Linked DNA regions of Homo sapiens: region 2 is linked to region 1. The links are chromatin loops, found by intact Hi-C in ENCODE. Cell type or tissue: chondrocyte. All regions are shown on one strand. Each heading gives the region's core, and the rest is flanking DNA. Links, peaks and the distances in the headings are about the cores only. Region 1 overlaps KIF6 (kinesin family member 6). Region 2 overlaps APOBEC2 (apolipoprotein B mRNA editing enzyme catalytic subunit 2).

Region 1 (5,376 bases), core at 144-5,143:
CCAGCTACTCAGGAGGCTGAGGCAGGAGAATCGCTTGAACCTGGGAGGCAGAGGTTGCAGTCAGTGGAGATCGCGCTGCTGCACTCTAGCCTGGTGACAGTGCGAGACTCCATCTCAAAAAAAAAAAAAAGTTCCAGACACATGTGATATTTTGATGTTGTTGTTCAGATATTTAAGGGACCATCAGATTAAGAAGAAAGATATGCTACACTGCTCCAAAGAGCCAAAGTAGAGGTGAAAAGAAGTTAGCGGGAAATGTCTTGGCTCAAAAGTAGGAGGAAACAGAGCTGTCCGCCATGAAATGCACTACCCTGCAAAGTAGTGAGCTCCTCATCCCTGCAAGTATTTGAGCAGAAAGCAGATGACCCTCTGTCAGAAATGTTATACGAGGGATTTTTGAATCCAAGTTTCCTGAAGTTAGCCACATAACTTGGGCAGTTTACCCTCTTTGAACCTCAATATCCTTATCTGTAAAATGGGCATAATAACACTTACCACAAATAAATGCTATAAGGATTCAGTCTGAGCATGTCTGGAAGCACATGGACTGTAGCAGAGTCTTCCCTACATAGAGTAAAAAGCAGGGCTGTACGACTTCTAGGATGTTGTCTGTGGAGCTCAGAAAAGCAGGGCAACCACGAAGAGACTCCTAGAAGAATAAAAAGTCCCCACACTCTGGGCTAGGAGACAGCCAGCTTCAGATGAGCACACTAGCCAGAGCAGGCAACCAGGCACCAGTGGCAGTCATGTGGGGGAAGACAGAGGTCGGCATCAGCAGGGACGCAGACACACGCAGCAGCTGATCCCTGCTGACGTGCTCAGCCCTCCCCTGGGCCTCATGATGGTCCCATCGCCAAGGCTTGGGCTCATCCCTGGTTGTGAATTAACATGGCCTGCGTTCATCAGGCTTGAGAACCACTGCTGCAGAGGGAGTGAAAAACAGGAGACACGATTCTGAGGCTGGAAATTAAGCACCTCCACTTGTGCAGAGAAAGATGTCAGATGGTTTAGAGAGGTTTCCTTTTTTTGTGAAGGGCTTTTGTTTTTGTTTATCTGTTTGTTTTTGTTTGTTTGTTTGAGATGGAGTTTCTCTCTTGTTGCCCAAGCTGGAGTGCAATGGCATGATCTCGGCTCACTGCAACCTCCGCCTCCCATGTTCAAGCAATTCTCCTGCCTCAGCCTCCCGAGTAGCTGGGATTATAGGCGCCCGCCACCACGCCCAGCTAATTTTTGTATTTTTAGTAGAGACGGGGTTTGACCATGTTGGCCAGGCCAGTCTCGAACTCCTAACCTCAGGTGATCCTCCTGCCTCGGCTTCCCAAAGTGCTGGGATTACAAGCGTGAGCCACTGTGCCTGGCCCTGAAGGGCTCTTTATCAGAGGATGGGGAAATGCTATTTTGCGTCTTCCCTGGAAACTCAACAGGAAATGAATGAGCTCAATAGTAAAAGGATTAGTAGACACAGAGGAAGATTCCCTTCCAGTGACAGATGTTGGCAGTGGGAGGGACAGCAGAGGGACAATAACCCTGGAAGCTGCTCCTCTCAGGGCTTTCAGCTGAGCAGAGGTTGCCACCAAGAGGCCCCAGAAGGAACTCACAGAGGCTCCTTTCTTCTTGGGGTGCCCTTGAACTCTGTCATCTGCCCAAATATCACACTCTTCCTTTTACCCTTCTTTCTCACCATCCCATTGGCACCTTCCTTCTACAGGAATCTCGGAAAACATGGCCGTGCCTCTGATGCCAGACCAGCAGGAGGAGAAGCTGCGATCACAACTGGAGGAAGAAAAGAGAAGGTGCCCTTCCTTTTAGCCACACACAGTCCGAGCCCAGCCTCCCAGGGTCTCAGTGTCGTCCTGGAGCTTCCCAGGGCTGCAGCTACTCAGGGATGTGGGTCCAGCAGCTGGATCCTAGAACAGCAGGAGGAGGAGGGGCTGCCTTTGAGCAGGCAGGTGTGAAAGGCAGGACCCCAGGCAGTGTGAGGTTAGAATGCAGAACAAGCCAAGCCAGGCCCGGGAAGCAGCTGGGCTTGTCCACTGCTGCCACCTACGGGAGCCAAGAAATATGACCACGGTGGTTTTCCGCGTGCCTATGGCTGAAGTCCACTTCCCTCCGAGTCCTGAGAACGTCATACTCTCACGCAGCCGCAGGCATTTGGGGTCTCCAAACGACTTCACTTACAGAGTGAGGAGCCTCAAGCATAAACAGGCATGTAGCCATTCCTGATATACAGCATGGTCACCGAATCTTGCTCCACATGCTGATCAAGCTGCATCCACTCATTCATTGATGCATTTAGCACATGTGTGCTATCTCCTCCATGCCATGGGTAGGCTCTGGAGAGACTACAGTCATCTTCCCTGCCTCAAGGAGCTGGTGGTGTCACTGCAGCACACTCCCTGCCCCACCCCAACCCCCAGCTGACCTGGCATGCACCACCGCCCCTGCCCCCCGACGCACACCCAGGAGATCAAAGCCCCAGGCGCTGGTCTTCAGGTCGCTCCTGGCAGATGTGCAGGTGTCTTCCTACAGAAGTCTACCTGAGCACACACGCTGCTGTCGCTCTCCACTCCCTTGGGGCCCTCGCCAGTCGTCCACCTTCTCCCTCGCTCTGTTCATTTTCCTTAGTTTCTTTCCAACACCCCCCGCTTTTTTTTTTTTTTTTTTTTTTGAGATGGAGCCTCACTTTGTTTCCCAGGCTGCAGTGCAGTGGTGTGATCTTGGCTCACTGCAAACTCCATCTCCCGGGTTCAAGCAGTTCTCGTGCCTCAGCCTCTTGAGTAGCTGGGATTACAGCCACGCACCACAACACCCAGCTAATTGTGTATTTTTAGTAGAAACACGGTTTCACCATGTAGGCTCAGGTTGGTCTCAAACTCCTGACCTCAGGTGATCCACCCGCCTCAGCCTCCCAAAGTGCTGGGATTACAGGTGTGAACCACCACACCCAGCCTCCAACCCATTCTTCTTGTGTCTCTACTCCATCTTCATCTTGTCCCCTTGGCCCACATTTCCAATCTCAGTGTCACCTTAGAGGCCAACTTATCTCTTCGGCCTGGCTATTGGACTGTTTCCTATTGGACAATTTCTGATTCATTATAGCATTCTCAAAACCAATATATGTATGCGTTCATAAGCACAGTGTTACTTTTGGTCCTCAGCATGAAGGTGAGCCAGCGGAATGGTGAGGCAGTTAAGACTGTGGTTCTAGAACCAGACCACCTGGGTTCAAATCCTGGCTCCTCAGTTATCTCTGTCCCATAGAGCAAGTTATATAACCTCTTCATACCTGTCTCAGGTTCCGAATCTGTAAAATGGAGGTGATAATCATAGTATCTCCTTCATAGGGTTGTGAGGAGAATTAAATGAGTTTATATATGTTGAGTGCCTGCAGCAATGCTTATCCCTTAGTAAGTGCTCAGCAAATGGCAGTTCTCATTCTTGGGGGAGAGGCTATTCATCTCACACACAGATTCCCATGGGCCTACTGGACCAAAATGTCTCCGTCTGCTTCTCTGTGATGGACTCAAACCCTGGTGCCATAGCCTGGCCTCCGAAGCTCCTATAGGGTCCCAGTCCCTGAGCACCAGGGCAGCTCTGACGGGATTCTGAGGCACGGGCCCCATTCATTTACAGCCCTGCATCCATGCCGTGCTTTCAAGACAGCAGTGCCCTGACTCTTCCCCGATTCCACCGCAGGTATAAAACAATGTTCACTCGCCTGAAAGCCCTGAAGGTGGAGATCGAGCACTTGCAGCTGCTCATGGACAAAGCCAAGGTGAAGCTACAGAAAGAGTTTGAAGTCTGGTGGGCAGAGGAGGCCACCAACCTGCAGGTATGGCCTGGGGAACATCAGGGAAGCTGGGGAGGGGCCAGTCATGCAGCCCCACTGGGGCTGTCAAGAGACACAGTGGGGGCTTTGACCCACAGGCCCCCATGGTCTCAGCCCCTGCTCATGAAGCAGGTGCTCACTGTAGTAACAAGGATGACAAAAGGGCAGGGGTTCATTGTTTCCTTGCTGTCATGCCTAAAATTCTGCCTGATTAATGGAAAAATTAGGGATAAAAGATGCAGCTCCCAAAAATCAGTGGGTTTGCCACCAATGCTTTGTGTGATATTCTCCACTGATTTCCTACTGACATTTATTGTTTTTCTTATCATAGTCATATATATGTGAATATGAATTATAGAAATTTTACTAGGCAGAAAAACACAAAGAAGAAAGTAAAAATCACCATAATTCCTCTACTTAAATGTAATTGATATTAACATGTTTGATTATATTCTTTTACCTTGATTTCTATGCATATATATCCATATGTTTTTGTACAAATAGAATCAGGCTGGGCACGGTGGCTCATGCCTGTAATCCCAGCACTTCAGAAGGCTGATCACCTGAGCCCAGGAGTTCAAGACCAGCCTGGTTAACATGGCAAGACCCTGTCTCTACCAAAATGAACATAAAAATAATTAGCCAGGCTAATTATGTGGTAGTATGTGCCTATAGTCTCAGCTACCTGGGAGTCTGAGATGGGCAGAGTGCTTGAGCCTGGGAGGTCGAGGCTGCAGTGAGCAGTGATAGACCCACTGCACTCCAGCCTGGGTGACTGAGCAAGGCCCTGTCTCAAAATAATAATAATAATAATAATAAATCACATAGCTGTTCAAGTATCGCAAATGGCTTTTAAAAATTAATTGTATAGCATGGCTACTTTTTCATGTTATTATCCTACAGCGTTGTTTTAATGGCTGTTACTGTTCCATCATGTAAATATGTTTTAATCTCCTATCGCTGAATATTTAGGTTGTTTCTAGTTTTTTACTCAAAACATATTTGCAGATAATTTTTTGCATATTTCCTAGACAAATTCTTAGAAGTTTTCTGTTTGATGAAGGCTAAAATGACCTTTCCATAAGTGTTAGCACAAAATCCCAGTTTCAGTTTTCCTCATGTAACACCTCAGTTGTGGCACAGCGGAAGTGCTAAAATACGCACAATCAGATCCCTTTTCTGGCTGGCAGAATGCTTACTGATTATCTGACAGGCTGATCCCTTCATTTTAAGGACAAGAAAACTGAGAGCCAGAGAAGATGATTTGCCAAGGACATAGCCAAGCAATAACCAGTGTGATAGCAAGTGGCCACGCGGCAGGACAATGGAGAAGAATATTTGGATAAAATTAAATACACGAGATAACAAAGAAAACTAGTTAGAATGAAATACGGTTATCAAAATATTTTGAGTTATGGTATAGTAATACATGTACCACTTTTAAAACGCACTAATTAATAAGATCTAGGTGTAGGCCCAATATTTATCATAACTTCAAAGTCATGATGAAATGACACAATATTTCAAGATCTCTACACCAACTGTCA
Region 2 (5,376 bases), core at 87-5,086, 1.7 Mb before region 1:
GGGAAAGTCGTGTATCATGTACCATAGGCCTGTTCTAAGACTTGCAAAAGTTAGGAATGCCTGCCATACTATATTTCCTAGGCAGAGTGAGATAAAAACAATAATGTCTCAAGAGACAGATTTCCCAAAGGAGCTTTTCTCTTATTCCATGTCAAATAGCACACTGATAGCAAGGGGGTGAATAAAAACAAAAAATAATAAGTGCAGTCCCAAATAATACTTAGCTCCTCTCCTAACTACTGCCTGAATGTGGGGTTCTTCAACAGTCCAGGATGGCATTTGGTCCCTGAAAGGGTGTGGCTTCCTTAGTGGTGGTGGTGGGTAGCTTACAGCTAACCCACTACAAGCCTGATCTGGATGACAAACTGAGTGGGGAGATGTCCTAGCCCCTTTGAATTCTGTCCTTAAAGCTTATGTGGCTTCCAGTGGTTTTACTTTGGGACCCTACCAGTTTTTTCTGTTGTTTTATGTAGAGAGACAAAAAGCAAGCAAGCACAGTTTCTAAATAAGTAGAGGCTTTTAGCAGGGAATTTTCAGGTGGTATGCTTTCTTCCCTGTTAGAGATATGCAGCTTATCTCTTGGAAGTGGCACAGAGACTTCACCTACCTTGCTTAAAAATATTGACAATAGGCATCATCTGCTAATCTCATGGGTTTCCTAGGAAAAGGAAAGATTGCTACGTGGCAGAGTCTGGGTTTCTCAGCCTCTATTTAGTGGATTTTCTTGAAGGTCTCCCATAACAGTGTGGAAAGGGCAATATGACATTTGTCATCCTTGCTCTAGACTAATTCTATAAAAATGTGCTTACTCTTTTAATTATTGGGATGTTGGGGGAATGTGATGACTTTTCTTTGGCTATCATTTTGGGATGATGAAAGTTTGAATCCTTTGTGTTCAGATTACAAAGAAAAGGGCTTCGCACAAGCCAACTTATGAAAACTTACAGAAGAGTTTAGAGGCAATGAAGTCTCATTGTCTGAAGAATGGAGTCACTGACCTCTCCATGCCCAGGCAAGGAAATCCATGGTCCTAAATGGAGATTTAATTGATTGGTGGGGTTTACTATCTTACCCAAAGACAAACAACTTAAAAGCTTAACCCAAAATATAGATTTAAAGGTGGACAAAAGTCAAAATTTTGTAAAACCACCAGTGAACCAGTTGTCTGGCTTTAGACTAAGGCACAGCCATTTTCTAGCTTGAGTTGAATGAATCAGGACAATTACCTTGAAATATACATCTGCCTCAGCCTGCTTAGCAGAGAGCGACCATTGTCATTCAGCTACATTTGTTGAATTCTCAGCACCCTCTGCTTGAAGCTTGGCCTTTATTCCTAAAGCAATGTAAGCTAAAGAATCAAGACTGAGCAATGGTGGTTTTCCTCTTGGACCACTTCCCATCTCCCAAACCTATTACTTTGCGTCAAGAAAGTTGTAAATTATCATTCCCTTTTATACTGCACACTTGTTTTGGTCAGTATGGGTAATAGCCAGAGGATCTGTCCCTGATGTAACTTCTTAGACTTTAGCTATTGGGAATTTAGGGAATGACATTGAGGGTTCAGTAGTCCCTTTGCTTTCTTTTCAGGAAATGGGCCTCACCTCTTTTCTTCCTGTCACCCTGGTAGTTTTGAGTCAATGCTGAGCATACATGCAGTTTTATCTTGCGCCCCACATTACTTTGCATATGGCCTCAAATGTCCCTTATTTTACACTGGTCTTTGATATATTTATGGTGTACATACATATCAGAAACTTTTTTTTTAATCACAATTCCTTATGGACTTAATTATCACATTATGACATGAAATTACCAATTTTAGGTCTCTTTTTTCCCTAGGCGTGTTGAGGATCACTAGAGTAACATCTTGGAAGGTGCCAAGTAGTAGAGTTTTATGGACTGAGTTTATTCTTACCAGGGTGTTGCAAAGACCTTACTCCTGGATTGCAACTATCTTACCATTTCCCAGCATTCCCTCTTGACTTTCTTTTTTGCAGATCCTGTACCTCATTCCTCTTCTCCTTACTTTCGTTAACATTCTGTTACCATAAGTGCATTTTTAAAATACCAACCTTTCACCATCCATCCACAGCCAATTTTAGTCAGTAGTCATAGAGGGATAATGAGTCTCTAATGTCATGACAGTTACACATTTCTAAATGTAGCATGAAATAGTTGGAAAGTAGTATCTTATTAGGCAAACAGAAGTGATAGTTTTTGGATGTTAGAGCTGTCTAGGAATGGTCTTCGGTGACTCACAACAAGAATTGACTTCCAAACTCCTACCATGGTTGCCCATAAGGGTGTCAGACTAGATTATTTGTTTTTATGCTTTGAGTGGATATAGCTTAAAAGAGAGGAGCAGTTTCCTAGATACTTTCGTTACCATCAATGGAGATATTTTGTCTTTTTCAGGATTGGATGTGGTCTTGATCGTCTGCAATGGGAAAATGTATCTGCGATGATCGAGGAGGTATTTGAGGCAACAGACATCAAAATTACTGTGTACACACTCTGAACCAGTGAACATTTTGGATGTTTCCGTGTTCTCCTGTGTCATCTCTACTGGGCCATAGGACCGGGCAAACCTACCTTAAAATAGGCAGAGGAAAGTTTCATGAGAAGTAGTGTGTTTAACAAGACAGACTTTGGTTGCTGTATTCAAGTATTTGGATTATGACTGTGGAGGAGGGCTTGCTTAAGATATGTGGTTGTGTTTTTTTGTGGAAAAGTAAGGAGTTAGGTGGCTTGATAATAGGCAGGGAAACCAGATTGTCGGGACTATGACCTTTTTCTCCAGTATGCTACCTGATTTGTTTGGCTGGCCACTAGGTGGCAGCATTGGTTCTACTTCTCTGCTTTTTAAGAGAAATTTCAGGAAGGATGATCATTCCAGTTAGTTTGGCATTTTTTGTCGTTTGTGCACATAACTTGGTGTTATCCTTATGTCATCAGATTCCTCCTAGGGGAGAGTTTTTGTTTTAATTACAAAATTAAATTCTACATTGTTACCAAGAAATTTGTGGTGATAAAAATGGAAAAATAAAAATTTGGGGAGTTAGTGAGGTTCTGTGCTTATGTCTATTTGTTCTGGACATGGGTAATGGAGGGTTCACCTGCAACTTAATTTCAAACAGTCAGACAAAGGGTCCAAGCGGGAGGAGAAGCAAAGTGAGAAATAAGAGATAAAAATAGACAAGTCAAAAGGCAGGTTTTTAGAATCTCCTCATGGTGAACTTTTTCTCTCTTTTGTCCACTGCATGGTTTCTGTGATTGAACCTGCCTGAATTTAATCATGAAAACAAGTGAAATAATGTATGTTAAATGCCTGGCAGAGTACTTAGCACAGACTAGTGACCCAATAAATCAGTGATTGTCAAAAATCCTTATGAGTCTTCTTTAAAAAAATAAAGGCCACTTCCTCTCAAAAAATTCTCATACCTGTCATCTCAGCACTTTGAGAGGCTGAGACTGGAGGATGACTTGAGCCCAGGAGTTTGAGACAAACCTGGTTAACATAGCGAGACCCTGTCTCTACAAAAAAAAAAGAAATTAAAAATTAGCTGGGCCTGGTGGTGCAGGCCTGTAGTTCCAGCTACTCTAGAGGTTGAGGCGGGAGGATGGCTTGAGCCTGGGAGGTTGAAGTTGCATTGAGCTGTGATTGTGCCACTGCACTCCAGTGTGGGCAACAGAGCAAGACCCTATCTCAATTAAAAAAAAAAATTTGGTGGTGGAGTGGGATGGCCACTTTTGTGTTTTTAACCTCCATAGAAGATTTGGATGTGCAGCCAGCTGGGGTCTAAATATTAGTCCTCTTTTCTTCCGAAGCTGCAAAGACCAGTCGTCTATTGTGGTCATGGTAGGAAAATAAAGTTCATGGATTTAGCCAATGGTTCAGTATCAGAGCTATTCGGGAAACTAGACATTTTCTTGTTTTCCCTTACAGTGGTGTTGAGAGTTAAAACAGCCAGACTTGCTATTGATTTTCTCCCTAGAGTGACTTTGGGTCTGTCACAGGACTTGCTGCTTTCCCAAGTATAAAAGAACAACTGTATTTTAGAAGGGGCTGGTTAAAACACCAGGAAAGTACTGGTTAAATATAATCTTTGTACTTTAGACTGTGTTCTTATCACATATCAGCCTGATAAGAGGCAACAGTTTCAAAAAAGTATTTCACTTTTGTATTTCTAGGTGGAACAGACAAGTTCTTCATGTTGTTGGGGTAGGGGCAGTGGAGGGTCAAGTTCATTATCAAACTTTTAGATTGAGGCTTTTCTTGAAGCATTGCTTTTGTCCACATAAAGTTGAAGGGAAAAAGGAAGGAGAGATTATCTAAATACACAAAATTGAAAGTGAGAGTGGGGGATAAGAAACTTAAAGAAACTTAAAATATTTTGCTTAACTCTGCAATTACAGATGCTCCTCAACTTAGGTCTATGTCTGGGTAACCCCATCTTAAGTTGAGTTCAGTTGAAGGGTGTACTGAATGTGTATGGCTTTTGCACCGTTGTAAAGTCCAAAAATTGCAAGACAAACCATTGTAAATTGAGTACCATCTGTAAACCTTAACACAAGTCAAAACATGGATTTTCTAGGCTTCCTTTACTTTTAAAGAGATTATGGTTATTATTATTATTTTTTTCTTGGCGTTTGAGCCTTGATTCTTTAGACAAAACCTAGTCTCATTCAGGATTGGCTGTAAGTGGAATTCTGGGACTTAGCAGGAATGTGATAAAGCACTTTGTCATTTGCCGATAGTAGTCTTGGGTCAAATTCCGACGACTTATCACACTTGAAGCCTGAGGAAAGGAGGCATGCCCTGGTAATCAGAGTGAACACATTATTCCTGGAAACCTAGTTAGAGTTTGGCAAACACCCGGAAATTCACCTGTGAATTTTTGCTTCCACATAGGACTCAAACAAACCTTTAAAAAAAAAAAAAGAGAGACTTGACATCATCCTGCCATTACCATCAAACACCATGTATTGAATACTTTTAAATGATTGTATATCTGAACATTAAACTACTACTTTTCACCCGCTCCTCTCTAATAAAGAAGCTAGTTGCTTATTAACTGGCATTTGGGATGTGGCTACCTTAGATTTCTCATGCTTTTTGTTCCACCTTCTGCCCTATTACTTGCCTTCAGAGAAGGGAAAGGCCCTCACTTGATTGTCGTAAGAAGTCTGTATGGGAGAGTTATTCTGCATTGTCTAGGCAAGTCTTGGTTTAACCATGGCTTGGTTCATAGCCTGGAGTGTCCCTGTGTCTGGACTAGCTCGCTTGTCTGTGGCAACTTCCAGATGTTCAAGTTTCTTAAAAATCTGGCCACGGGAAAAACACACCACTTCTTTTATTAATGTTGCTGTTTTTCT

What was found. A loop is a pair of places that touch in the nucleus more often than their neighbours do. Peaks named below come from ENCODE experiments on the same cell type or tissue, not always from the same donor. Only the 100,000 strongest peaks of a DNase experiment are listed, where the experiment ranks them.
Region 2: it touches region 1 in a loop (4-fold over the local background); 5 of 110 quality-filtered maps call a loop at or near these places.

The regions. Positions count from the first base shown.
Region 1 is chr6:39,358,851-39,364,226 of GRCh38, reverse strand. It overlaps KIF6 (kinesin family member 6), which reads left to right. Exons shown (of 23, transcript NM_145027.6): 17 at 1,709-1,793; 18 at 3,697-3,832. All of the region lies in intron 2 of LOC107986594 (a long non-coding RNA gene), which reads right to left. Among named protein-coding and RNA genes, the nearest start is that of KCNK16, 39 kb to the right of the region's middle. In chondrocyte, for the core only: CTCF peaks have their summits at 1,608, 1,807 and 2,022 (motif pointing left); no DNase peak of the experiment used is centred there.
Region 2 is chr6:41,064,477-41,069,852 of GRCh38, reverse strand. It overlaps APOBEC2 (apolipoprotein B mRNA editing enzyme catalytic subunit 2), which reads right to left. Exons shown (of 3, transcript NM_006789.4): 3 at 4,962-5,376. It overlaps OARD1 (O-acyl-ADP-ribose deacylase 1), which reads left to right. Exons shown (of 6, transcript NM_001329686.2): 5 at 900-1,012; 6 at 2,416-5,081. The coding sequence ends at 2,518. Among named protein-coding and RNA genes, the nearest start is that of OARD1, 5.2 kb to the left of the region's middle. In chondrocyte, for the core only: CTCF peaks have their summits at 2,613 and 2,824 (motif pointing right); no DNase peak of the experiment used is centred there.